Regions from separate parts of the Homo sapiens genome. Here region 1 is linked to region 2. The links are chromatin contacts, found by Hi-C or POLR2A ChIA-PET in ENCODE. All regions are on one chromosome and are shown on one strand. The core of a region is the stretch at or near the end of the contact, and the rest is flanking DNA. Distances in the headings are between cores, read along the strand shown.

Region 1 (5,659 bases), core at 2,861-5,360, 270 kb before region 2:
AGAGATGGGGTTTTGCCATGTTGCCCAGGCTGGTGATTACTGTATTTGTTTTTTTTTTTTTTTTTGAGACAGAGTCTTGCTCTGTCCTAGGCTGGAGTGCAGTGGTGCGATCTCGACTCACTGCAACCTCCGCCTCCCCATTCAAGCTATTCTCCTGCCTCAGCCTCCCGAGTAGCTGGGATTACAGGTGCATGACACTACACCTGGCTATTTTTATTTATTTTTATTTATTTTTTTTATTTTTAGTAGAGACGGGGTTTCACCATGTTGGCCAGGCTGGTCTCAAACTCCTGACCTTGTGATCCACCCGGCTCGGCCATCCAAAGTGCTGGGATTACAGGCTTGAGCCACTGCACCTGGCCAATTACTGTAATTTTTAAGAGAAATATTTTTTAAATCTGGCAGTAGGAACATGAATATATCTGTGGATTCTTTTTTTTCTCTATACATTCTGAGAAACTTCTCTAGTAATGAACTATAGAAATGATCCCTGAAAGTATAGTCAATGAATTCTGTTGGTGACAAAAGCACACAATACTGCTGATATTATGGTGGTTTGCTGCCTATATTAATAATCAGTGAAAGTGCTAACTTTAAGTTAGTGGTCAATTGAAAATAAAGATGCACGGCCAGGCGCAGTAACTTACGCCTGTAATCCCATCATTTTGGGAGGCCAAGGTGGGTGGATCATTTGAGATCAGGAGTTCGAGACCAGCCTGGCCAACATGGTGAAACCTTGCCTCTACTAAAAATACAAAAATTAGCCAGGCGTGGTGGCGGGCACCTGCAATCCTAGCTACTTGGGAGGCTGAGGGAGGAGAATTGCTTGAACCTGGGAGTGGAGGTTGCAGTGAGCTGAGATGGTGCCACTGCACTCCAGACTGGGCGACAGAGCGAGGTTCTGTCTCAAAAAAAAAAAAAAAAAAGGAAAGAAAAAGATGCAATTTTTCTCCACTTGGGTAATGGACACCTTGAATTCTATCTATGGACCTTTGTGGGGATCCGTGGTCTCTAGATTTAAAAACTCTGTTCCAATACATTCTGTGATAGTATCTAGAGATCCTTTTTTTTTTTTTTTTTTTTTTAATTCCTGAGACAGGGTCTCGTTTTGTCACCCAGGCTGGAGTGCAGTGGTGTGATCATGCCTCACTGCAACTTCAACCTCCTGGGCTTAGGCAGTCCTCCCACCTCAACCTCCTGCCTGGACTTCAGGTGCATGCCACCATGCCTGGCTAATTCTTTTGATTTTTAGTAGAGATAAGGTCTTGCTGTGTTGCTTAGCCTGGTCTTGAACTCCTGAGCTCAAGTGATCCTCCATCTTAGCCTCCCAAAGTGCTAGGATTACAGGTGTGAGCCACTGCACCAGCATCTCAGTTTCCTCAGCTCTTGGGGAAAAATACCTACCTCCTAGAGTTATGAGAATTAAACCAAAAGCATATAAATGTGCTTAGGATAATGATCAATACAAACCAGATGCTCACGTAAACATCAGCAAAAACCTATTTCCCATTAGGAGATACACTATAATTTAGCTTAGATAGTTCCCAGTAATTAAGTAGCTTCCCTTGAGGGGTGGGGAAGTGGGCGTGACAAATACAATATAAGGAGACTGATGGTTCTCTAGCTTTTCTAACACCTTTTCGTAACTATTCCCATCCTATCCAATGTGGCATTATTTCTAAACTAGGTAATGCCTGGAATCAGGATTTGGGAAAGCTAAGTCTTGGTTCTAGGGTTAACATTGGCCCATTGCCTGATGCAAAAAGATTTAAATACTTTTGAAGACAACAAAACATTTATCAATAAGATTGGCCGGGTGCGGTGGCTCATGCCTGTAATCCCAGCACTTTGGGAGGCCAAGGCGGGTGGATCACCTGAGGTCAGGAGTTCCAGACCAGCCTGGCCAACATGGTGAAACCCCATTTCTACAAAAATACAAAAATTAGCAGGGCATGGTGGTGTGTGCCTGTAATCCCAGCTACTCAGGAGTCTGAGGCGGGAGAATCGCTTGAACTTGGGAGGTGGAGGTTGCAGTGAGCCGAGATCACGACATTGCACTCCAGCCTGGGTGACAGAGCAAGACTCTCTCAAAAAAAAAAAAAAAAAAAAAAAGGTTTAAAATAGGGCAAATAGTATACTTACAAAGCTGGCAAACTCGTGTTAAACTGACAACTATTCTTTTTCCTTTTTTTTTTTTTGAGACAGGGTCTTGCTCTGTCACCAGGCTGGAGTGCAGTGGCACAATCACAGTTCACTGCAGCCTTGAACTCCTGGTCTCAAGCAATCCTCCTGCCTCAGCCTCCCGAGTAGCTGGGACCACAGGTCCATGCCACCATGCCCAGGTAATTTTTTTTTTGTACTTTTTTGTTGATACAGAGTTTTGCCTTGTTCCCCAGGCTGGTCTTGAACTCCTGAGCTCAAGGGATCTGCCCACCTCGGCCTCCCAAAGTGCTGGAATTACAAGGCATGGGCCATCATGCCTGGCTGACAACTATTCTTAAATATATAAGTTAAATATAAAATTTAGGTAGTGTTAAGAAAGCTACCTAAAGGTTGTATTTTGGGTAGGTTTGGAAGATTCATGCCTCAACTAGTTTGAGTAATCTTGGTCAAGTGGCTGAATGTTTCCCATTAACTAAACTGTGATAACATCTGTCCCCCCATATCTGTGGGGAATATGTTCCAAGACCCTCAGTGGATGCCACAGATAATATTGAACCCTCTACGTACTATGTTTTCCTTACTGAGTTGAGAACTTCCACTTTTTCACTTAAAGGAAGCACTTTCCAGCTTCTTTTTGGCATACCCGAATTGCAGGCATCACCACTCTTGTGCTTTGGAGCCATTATTAAGTAAAATAAGGGTTACTTGAAACAAGCACTGCACTGTGATACCTTGATACCAGTTGATTTGATAGCAGAGACTGCTACTAAGTGACTAAAGGGCTGATAGTGTATACGGTGTGAACATGCTGGACAAAGAGATGATTCATGGTTGGGGACCAGAGCAGGACAGTGTGAGATTTCCTCATGCTATTTGGAACAGTGCACAATTTAAACTGTTTATTTCAGGAGTTTTTCATTTATTTTTGGACCGTGGTTGACAGTTAAGTGAAATGCGGAAAGCAAAACTGCAGATGGGGGGTACTAATGTAATACATTCTTTCTTCTTTTCCTCTCTAGATTATAAATAGGAATCTCTGATGCTTACCTGCACCCAACTTATCTTTCATAGCCCTCACTACCACTGCCTCACTTTGACTGGTGAGTACACAGGAAATATTGATGAAAACAGGTGATGCCATTTGCTGGAAGGAAGTGAAGTTGACCACTCTTACAGAGTAAATGGCCAGGCCAGGAGTGAGGGGAGAGTGGCTATGGCCAGCGACCACTAGAACTGGGGAGCTGGAGATGACCTTGGAGAAAAGATAAAACCTTTTATTTAAAAGAAGAAAAATCAACTTTGTATCAGTATGTTCCAATCTGAAACATATACAGTACAATAATTGTCAAGATCTGGATTTCTAGCTAGCTAGCCGACAATCAAATCATTTACTTTTTTGTTGTTGTTGAGAGGGAGTCTCGCTCTGTCACCCAGGCTGGAGTGCAGTGGCGCGATCTCAGCTCCCTGCAACCTCTGCCTCCCGGGTTCAAGCAATTTTCCTGCCTCAGCCTCCCGAGTAGCTGGGACTACAGGTGTCCGCCACCACGTCCAGCTAATTTTTGTACTTTTAGTAGAGAAGAGGTTTCACCATGTTGGCCAGGATGGTCTTGATCTGTTGACCTTGTGATCCACCCACTTTGGCCTCCCAAAGTGCTGGGATTACAGGCATGAGCCACCGCGCTCGGCCAATCATTTACTTTTTTTACTCCTTTAGGTATGTTGACAAAGCTTATGACCTAGATTTTGGACTCTGGGAGCCTGCCTGGCATTATGAAGGAGATGGGTTTTCTTCATTTGATTTTGTCATTTCCTATGGTAATTTTTATTAGGTCACTCAGTAACTTCTTTTGCCCTTGAAGTGAGAATGAAAACTATCTTTTCAAATTCCTGATCTCTTGTTCTGTTTTGGTTCAGTTCTTAACATACCTCTAGCTTCCTAAGAACTCTGTCCACTCCCAGTACTCTTATCTCCCCGATATCTTGTTTGTGGCTAAGAACCAATTCTGACTGGTTAATATAAAAGGCTGGGATGAAAGGAATGAGGATTCGTTGCATTCCATTCTTGCTACGTTCACTGACCAGTGTAGCCCACCCATAGACTGAGGTGTCAGCCACACTGAGGGCCTGTAGCAGCTCCTCTGACTGCGGTCGAACCTTGATTATGCAGACATAAACCCCTGGAAAAAAAAGAGGAAAAACTGAGCAGGAAGGTTCAGAGGCTCTATTGAGCCAACTGAATTAGGATAGGAAGGGAAAATTGTGACATGCAAATTCAGCAAAAGAGAAAATGTGAATTTAGTTTTGAGTATTCAATATCAGCACAATATTGGCCACTACGAGGAGGATGCCAAATAAAAAGAAAAATACTCCTAGAGAAACCACAACTAAACTTGTTTTCTGAGAATACCATTCTTTCTTTTTTTTGGAGACAGGGTCTCACTGTGTCGTGCAGGCTAGAGCACAGTGGCGTGATCATGGCATTCTGCAGCCCGACCTCCCAGGCTCTGGCGATCCTCCCACCTCAGCCTCCCGAGTAGCTGGGATTACAGGCATGAGCCACTGTGCCTGGCTAATTTTTGTATTTTTTAGCTGAGGTGGGTGGATCACAAGGTCAAGAGTTCGAGACCAGCCTGGCCAACATGGTGAAACCCCCATCTCTACTAAAAATACGAGGATTAGCCGGGTGTGATGGTGGGTACCTGTAATCCCAGCTACTTGGGAGACTGAGGCAGGGAAATTGCTTGAGATGGACGTTGCAGTGAGCTGAGATCACACCACTGCATTCCAGCTTGGGGACAGAGCAAGACTCCGTCTCAAAAAAAAAAATTATATTTTTTATAGAGAAGGGACTTCATTATGTTGCCCAGGCTGGTCTCAAACTCCTGGGCTCAAGCGATCCTCCTGCCTTGGCCTCCCAAAGTGCTGGGTTTACAGGCGTGAGAAACTGCTCCCTGGCTAAGAATACCATTCTTATTCAACATGTCAGGGAATATTAAATGATATAACACAAGCAGGGCAATTAAGAGCTGGGGATATAGAATGAAGTAGTCAGTGCTGGTGAACTCAGGAAAGGGTTTGTGAAAGACAGACAAGCTTTGAGCATCATTAATAACTTATGTATCAGACCACCTCTTGGTGTCATTATTTTTATCAATGGTAGGAACTGTTTTTCCAGTTACCCATGATTAATCCTTAGCTGTCTTTTTTTTTTTTTTTTAAAGAGACAGAATTTCACACTGTTGCCCAGGCTGGAGTGCAGTGGTGCAATTCTACCTCACTGCAGCCTTAAACTCCTGGGCTCAAGTAATCCTCCCACCTCAGCCTCCCAGGCAGCTAGGACTCCAGGCATGTGCCACCATGCCTGGCTAATTTTTAATTTTTATTTATTGCTATTATTATTATTTTATATATATTTTTGAGACAGAGTCTCGCCCTGTTGCCCAGGCTAGAGTGCAGTGGCGCAATCTCAGCTCACTGCAAGCTCTGCCTCCCAGGT
Region 2 (5,867 bases), core at 1,362-3,861:
GCCTTCCTGCTTGTAAGAAAGGGGCTTTAGCAGCTATGCAGACCAAATTTTCTATGGTTCTAATAGTAGTGAGGGGAATGGGAGAGCAAGACAGTTTGCACATCTCCACCTGAAGATGTTACAAATTTGTACCACTAACTAGACACCTTTTTCCTCCTCATGATCCTCCCATTCCCCTGCAGACGGGCAGCGGGCAACGTAGCCAGACCAGCTCCATCCCGCAGAAGCCCCAGACCAACAAGTCTGCCTACAACAGCTACAGCTGGGGGGCCAACTGAGGCCCTGACCCTCTTCTCCCGGTCCCATCTTCTGAGAGGGCTTCTCAGCCTGGAAACTATGGAAACAGCATCAAAGAGAAAGGAATGTGGGGGGTTTCCGCTGCCCCCCACCCCCAGCGGCCCACCCCATGCCTCAGCTTCATGTCTGTCCCATTCCTATACCATCCCCACCCTGTTGTATGTATTATAGGATTTGTATTTTCTCCTTTTTTTTCCCCCTTCCATTCCTTCTCCCCTCTTGCATTCAAGATTATGAAACTTTGCTATGGGCCCTGCACTTCCTTTGCTTCCTCCTGTTCACCCTGGTGGTGTACGGATGAGGCGGGGAGGTGGGACCCCCAAACATATATCAGCCCAACAGCCCTAAGTCTCCTTCTTTATTATTAGGAAAACAACAACAACAACAAACAAAAAAATGGCGTCATGAATATGAACAGCATTGTCAGATGAATTAGTTGAAGTGGTTTTTTTTTTGTTTTTTTTTTTTTTTTGTACTGTGTCCTCAAATTTAATGGATTAATGTGTCTTGTATATATAAAAAGAAAACCTCTACCTTCAGCCTCTGCCTATTCTTGCTCCGTCTAGGACATCCTCAATTTCGTCGATGACCAGCTTGGTGAATAAGTATTACTGTACCAACTGGGCCTCCTCTAGCAGGCCCCTGAAGGCAGTGGAATAAAATGAAATCTTCGCCCTTTAAGAACTCCTGACCTTAATGTGGTAGTAGTATCTTGTCCTTGAGGGGATTTCCTTCCCCTCACCCCTAAGACTTTCACAACCTGGTGACTGGAAAGAACCACCACAAATCTTCATTTCCTCCAGAAACTGCTACATCTACAGCCGATTTCAGGCAGTAAAGGGAGAGGGATAGAGGAGATTGGGTGGAAAATGGAGAGGATCAAGAAGGAGCTGAGACCATTTCAAAGAAAAAAAATGCTTTATAGAGTTTTAAGTATGACTTAGATGGGTCCAGGCAAATAAACTAAAAAGAAGTGAAGGCAACATGTATCGTCTGGCAGAACTAAATCTTGGAGTGGGGTGAGGGATGAAAGACTACATATTGGGTACAGTGTACACTGCTCGGGTGATGGGTGCGCTAAAGTCGCAGAAATCACTAAAGAACTCATCCATGTAACCAAACACCACCTGTACCCCAAAAACGAAATAAAAAAACAAAACCTTGGGGCCCATTCCCCCTAGGAATGGACTACTGTAGTAGTGGCTTCTTGGATGCTTCTCTGTGACATAGCTATACCCAATTCTTTGAAAAAGAATCTAGAGCAAGGTCTGGCTTGGGGATGGGGTACAGGGAGAGACAGGTCTCGGAGAGGTTTTGAACAAAACACTTTTAAAAAGGAATGAGGACAGGCGCTTTGGGAGGCTGGGTTGGGCGGATCACCTTAGGTCAGGAGTTCGAGACCAGCCTGGTCAACATGGTGAAACCCCGTTTCTACAAAAAATACAAAAGTAGCCGGGCGTGGAGGCGCATGACTGTAATCCCAGCTACTCGGGAGGCTGAGACAGGAGAGAACCTGGGAGGCGAAGGTTGCAGTGAGCCGACATGGTGCCACTGCACTCCAGCCTGGGAAACATGAGAGAAAACTCTGTCTCAAAAAAAAAAAAAAAAAAAAAAAAAAAAAGATACCAAAGGGATATTTCTTTATAACCCCCAATTTGTTCCTTCTCAGGACTCAACTAGCTTCCCTTCCCTTGCTTTCTTAAAAATCCTTTGTCTTGCTGGTTGCAGAGCCTGCTTAGAAAAAAGAATTCTATATAGTTATAACAAACTCCCTAGTAGCTAGAGAGGTGGAGGAAGTTAAGTCCATGCGTCTCTTATGTCTTGATCTCTTCTCTGGGAAATTCAATACTAGAAGGAGCTTGGAAAAGCATTTTGTTCATCCCTCTAACAGCAGACATCGCCCAGGTCAGTCAAAAAGAACGCCCGAGTAAGGAGCGAGGTGGCTTCTGCTGTGAGGCTGGCCAGCCCCGCGGGTGGGGTGGTTGAGGGACGCCCTCAAGCCGGTCCATTTGTGCGGCTGGGCTGCCCTCTGGCGGCTTTATCCGGGTGCCATCCAGAGTCAAACCCTCGAAATCGCTTTTCGTACTGAGTTGGTCTGCAGAAAGAAGAACAGATTTAGGAGGAAGGCGGTCATAGGAAACTGAAAGTGCGTCACGCCCACTCCCGTCACGGAAACTGGTCTCTGAAAGGTGGGGTAAAGATAAAGCCTTTCAAATTTGAGGAAGACCTTCGGTCCCGCCTCCATTTCACGTCCGGCTTACCGTCGTTTACGACAGTGTCAGGATCGCGGGCTTGCTTTCCGGTAGCGTGGGCTGACGCCTCGCTCAATTTCTCACAGGGCTGCGCAGGTTTCCCCCGTCTGCGAATGGACCACTGGAGGGGTTCAAAGGTTCGCGTCCCAGTACGGGAATGAGCCTCTTTGATCTCTTCCGGGGCTTTTTCGGCTTTCCTGGACCTCGGAGGTGAGAGTAGGTCCGGCTCGGACAAGGGTGGGGGTCGTCTGAGGGGAGCTTGACCCCTACGTCTTATTTTTGGAAAAACATCCTCTGTCCCACTCCTTCAACTCCTGCAGAGAGGACAGAAGTCGCAACATTGAACACTCACCCCGCCACAGTAACCAAGGCGGTCATTAAGAGGAGAAACAGCAAACTAAGCCTTTCTCCAACCTGGGGTGATGCAACAGGGACCCGGGCGGGGAAGACCGTGAGGGTCTGGGGAATAAGACAGTGAGCAAGTGAGCAGGACCTTGGGAGAGAGAGGAGGGACTGGGGCACACTGAAGAAAAACTGGGGGAAGGTGTATGAAGGGAGCTGCGAGCTGAGGTCTGACTTTGATTAAAAAAAAAAAAAAAAAAAAAGAACTGTCAGCCATTGTATTAATGTTTTGATGTGGCAGCCAGTCCTCCGACCCTCTCCCTAGCTTCCCAGACCCCTTGCTCTTGTCCCACTTTGCCACCCATGAGTTGATTTAATGGCTTAAATAGTGCTGAAATATTGGTGGCCAATCTGCCTCCACTCTCAGCCACAGAGATCCCTTTTTTGGAGGGATGACTCGAGATGAAGATGATGATGAGGAAGAAGAAGAAGAAGGGGGCTCATGGGGCCGTGGGAACCCAAGGTTCCATAGTCCTCAGCACCCCCCTGAGGAATTTGGCTTCGGCTTCAGCTTCAGCCCAGGAGGAGGGATACGTTTCCACGATAACTTCGGCTTTGATGACCTAGTACGAGATTTCAATAGCATCTTCAGCGATATGGGGGCCTGGACCTTGCCTTCCCATCCTCCTGGTGTGTGGCTTTCCCTAAGGGGCAACCTGTGGTTTCTGGTGGGTTGGTGGGTGAAATAAAGAGCCTGCAGGGAGTAGCTGGGGGATGGGAAGTGTGAGAAGACTGATGATTTCAGAGAGATTAATAGAGCCCAAGTCCTTTCCCATCCCAGCAAACACCTGCCACCTTTCTGCAGAACTTCCAGGTCCTGAGTCAGAGACACCTGGTGAGAGACTACGGGAGGGACAGACACTTCGGGACTCAATGCTTAAGTATCCAGATAGTCACCAGCCCAGGATCTTTGGGGGGGTCTTGGAGAGTGATGCAAGAAGTGAATCCCCCCAACCAGCACCAGACTGGGGCTCCCAGAGGCCATTTCATAGGGTGAGTATCCCATCTGGTCCTGAAGTGAGAGCTTGTGAGAGACCACTAATAAAGTGCAAAGACTGGCTAGGTGCGGTGGCTCACGCCTGTAATCCCAGCACTTTGGGAGGCCGAGGTGGGCAGATCACCAGAGGTCAGGAGTTGGAGACCAGCCTGGTCAACATGGTGAAACCCCGTGTCTACTAAAAATACAAAAAATTAGCCGGGCATGGTGGCAGGTGCCTGTAATGCCAGCTACTCAGGAGGCTGAGGCAGGAGAATTGGTTGAACCCAGGAGGTGGAGACTCCATCTCAAAAATTGTTTGAGACCCAGCCTTGCTCTGTTGCCCAGGCTGTAGTGCCGTGGCACAATCTCAGCTCACTGCAACCTCCAATTCCCAGGTTCAAGTGATTCTCCTGCCTCAGCCTCCTGAGTAGCTGGGATTACAGTCGCCTGCCAAACGCCCAGCTAATTTTTGTGTTTTTAGTAGAGATGGCGTTTCACCGTGTTGGCCAGGCTGCTTTTGAGCTCCTGACCTCAGGTGATCCACCCACCTCGGCCTCCCAAAGTGCTGGAATTACAAGTGTGAGCCATCATGCCTGGCCAAAGATTGCAATTCTTGTTTGAATCTGATAGCCTTGGGTTGGAATCCTAAGCCCTCCATTTAGTGTTTTCTGTTTTCTATATTAAGCTTGTGGGATTTTCTTTGGGGGGAGATGGGTGTTCTGTTTCTTTTAAAAAACAAAAACAAAAAAACACCACTGGTCTAGATAATTCTTGGATAAGGCAGGATTGTGCACAGAGGATAGGAATATATCAGTTCAGGAAGTCTTTCTGGTAGAAGGATACATAAAACAGCCAGGAAGGAGTGTGTAAATAAGGCTATTCTGAATGGAATTATCTCTTCTGTGGAAGGGGGTTTTGGAGCTCGGGAGTAGTTTGAGGTCTATGACCTTTCAAATTTCAGATTGGAAGGAGTCTTTTCACTTACTATGGTTTCTTCTGCAGTTTGATGATGTATGGCCTATGGACCCCCATCCTAGAACCAGAGAGGACAATGGTAAGTCTGGAGGAAGGGGAAGTTTACCAGCCTTTTGTTATTCTTCTGAAGTTCTGTGTGTTCTCCCTCCCTGAAGTTTCTTCCTGTACACTTGTCTCCTTTTTTCCTTTGGACTCTTTCTCTCCTGCTTCTTCATCTCTCTGCTCTTCCAGATCTTGATTCCCAGGTTTCCCAGGAGGGTCTTGGCCCGGTTCTACAGCCCCAGCCCAAATCCTATTTCAAGAGCATCTCTGTGACCAAGATCACTAAACCAGATGGGGTGAGTTGAAAGAAAGAGGTAAAGGAAAGTATGGCCAGGGAACGAATGCCCTGAAACAGGGATCTGTGTAAAGAAACTGCTGAGCATAACCTTTAGTAACATTCGGAATATGGTGGGGACTTCTCTTTGTAGATAGTGGAGGAGCGCCGGACTGTGGTGGACAGTGAGGGCCGGACAGAGACTACAGTAACCCGACACGAAGCAGATAGCAGTCCTAGGGGTGGTAAGTTAAAAGACAAAGGGGTTCATCTCAAGATTCCTTGGGGAAGGGAAATCTTACTCTTCTACCCTTGTCCTTTGCTTCTGCCTAGTCTCTTTCATTTAGCCTATTTACGTGTATGACTTTCTTCCTTAGATCCAGAATCACCAAGACCTCCAGCCCTGGATGATGCCTTTTCCATCCTGGACTTATTCCTGGGACGTTGGTTCCGGTCCCGGTAGCCTTGTTAACCCTCAGAGGCCTTCAAGTCCTTTCCACCTCTCACCCATTGCCCACCATTAATAAGCTTAGCTTCTCTTGCCACCTCAGGGGCTTGGATATGTGGAATAGTGAACTGGGGCCATGTCAGTTTGTCACTCACCCAAACTGACCAATAAAACCTTTATTTATGCTAATTTTTTGTC

The links. Hi-C counts contacts between places; a loop is a spot of excess contacts on that map. ChIA-PET counts read pairs that join two places held with the same protein, here RNA polymerase II (POLR2A). Pooled maps may share reads with other maps.
Region 1: a loop to region 2 is called in a map of Caco-2, with 5 times the contacts of the local background. The contact joins the enhancer-like site here to the promoter of HAX1 in region 2. A Hi-C loop is called at or near these places in 30 of 168 maps with a recorded cell type or tissue (B cell, CD14-positive monocyte, CD4-positive, alpha-beta T cell and 18 more), 31 of 37 single-sample maps with no recorded cell type and 41 of 50 pooled maps. POLR2A ChIA-PET finds 5 or more read pairs at or near these places in 21 of 52 experiments (A549, AG04449, B cell and 16 more).

The regions. Positions count from the first base shown.
Region 1 is chr1:153,997,646-154,003,304 of GRCh38, forward strand. NUP210L (nucleoporin 210 like) reads right to left here. Exons shown (of 40, transcript NM_207308.3): 36 at 4,090-4,340; 37 at 3,211-3,415. It also overlaps the pseudogene LOC124904673. Among named protein-coding and RNA genes, the nearest start is that of RPS27, 9.7 kb to the left of the region's middle. Within about 2 kb of position 4,111, at least 2 of the 41 ENCODE cell types and tissues checked have a DNase peak (open chromatin) inside an H3K27ac peak, as active enhancers do.
Region 2 is chr1:154,270,018-154,275,884 of GRCh38, forward strand. It overlaps HAX1 (HCLS1 associated protein X-1), which reads left to right and starts at 2,612. Exons shown (of 7, transcript NM_006118.4): 1 at 2,612-2,759; 2 at 3,319-3,581; 3 at 3,757-3,944; 4 at 4,933-4,984; 5 at 5,137-5,243; 6 at 5,376-5,466; 7 at 5,599-5,858. The coding sequence starts at 2,707. The coding sequence ends at 5,684. UBAP2L (ubiquitin associated protein 2 like) reads left to right here. Exons shown (of 27, transcript NM_014847.4): 27 at 183-830. The coding sequence ends at 278. RefSeq lists a silencer at 2,228-2,368 and an enhancer at 2,506-2,675.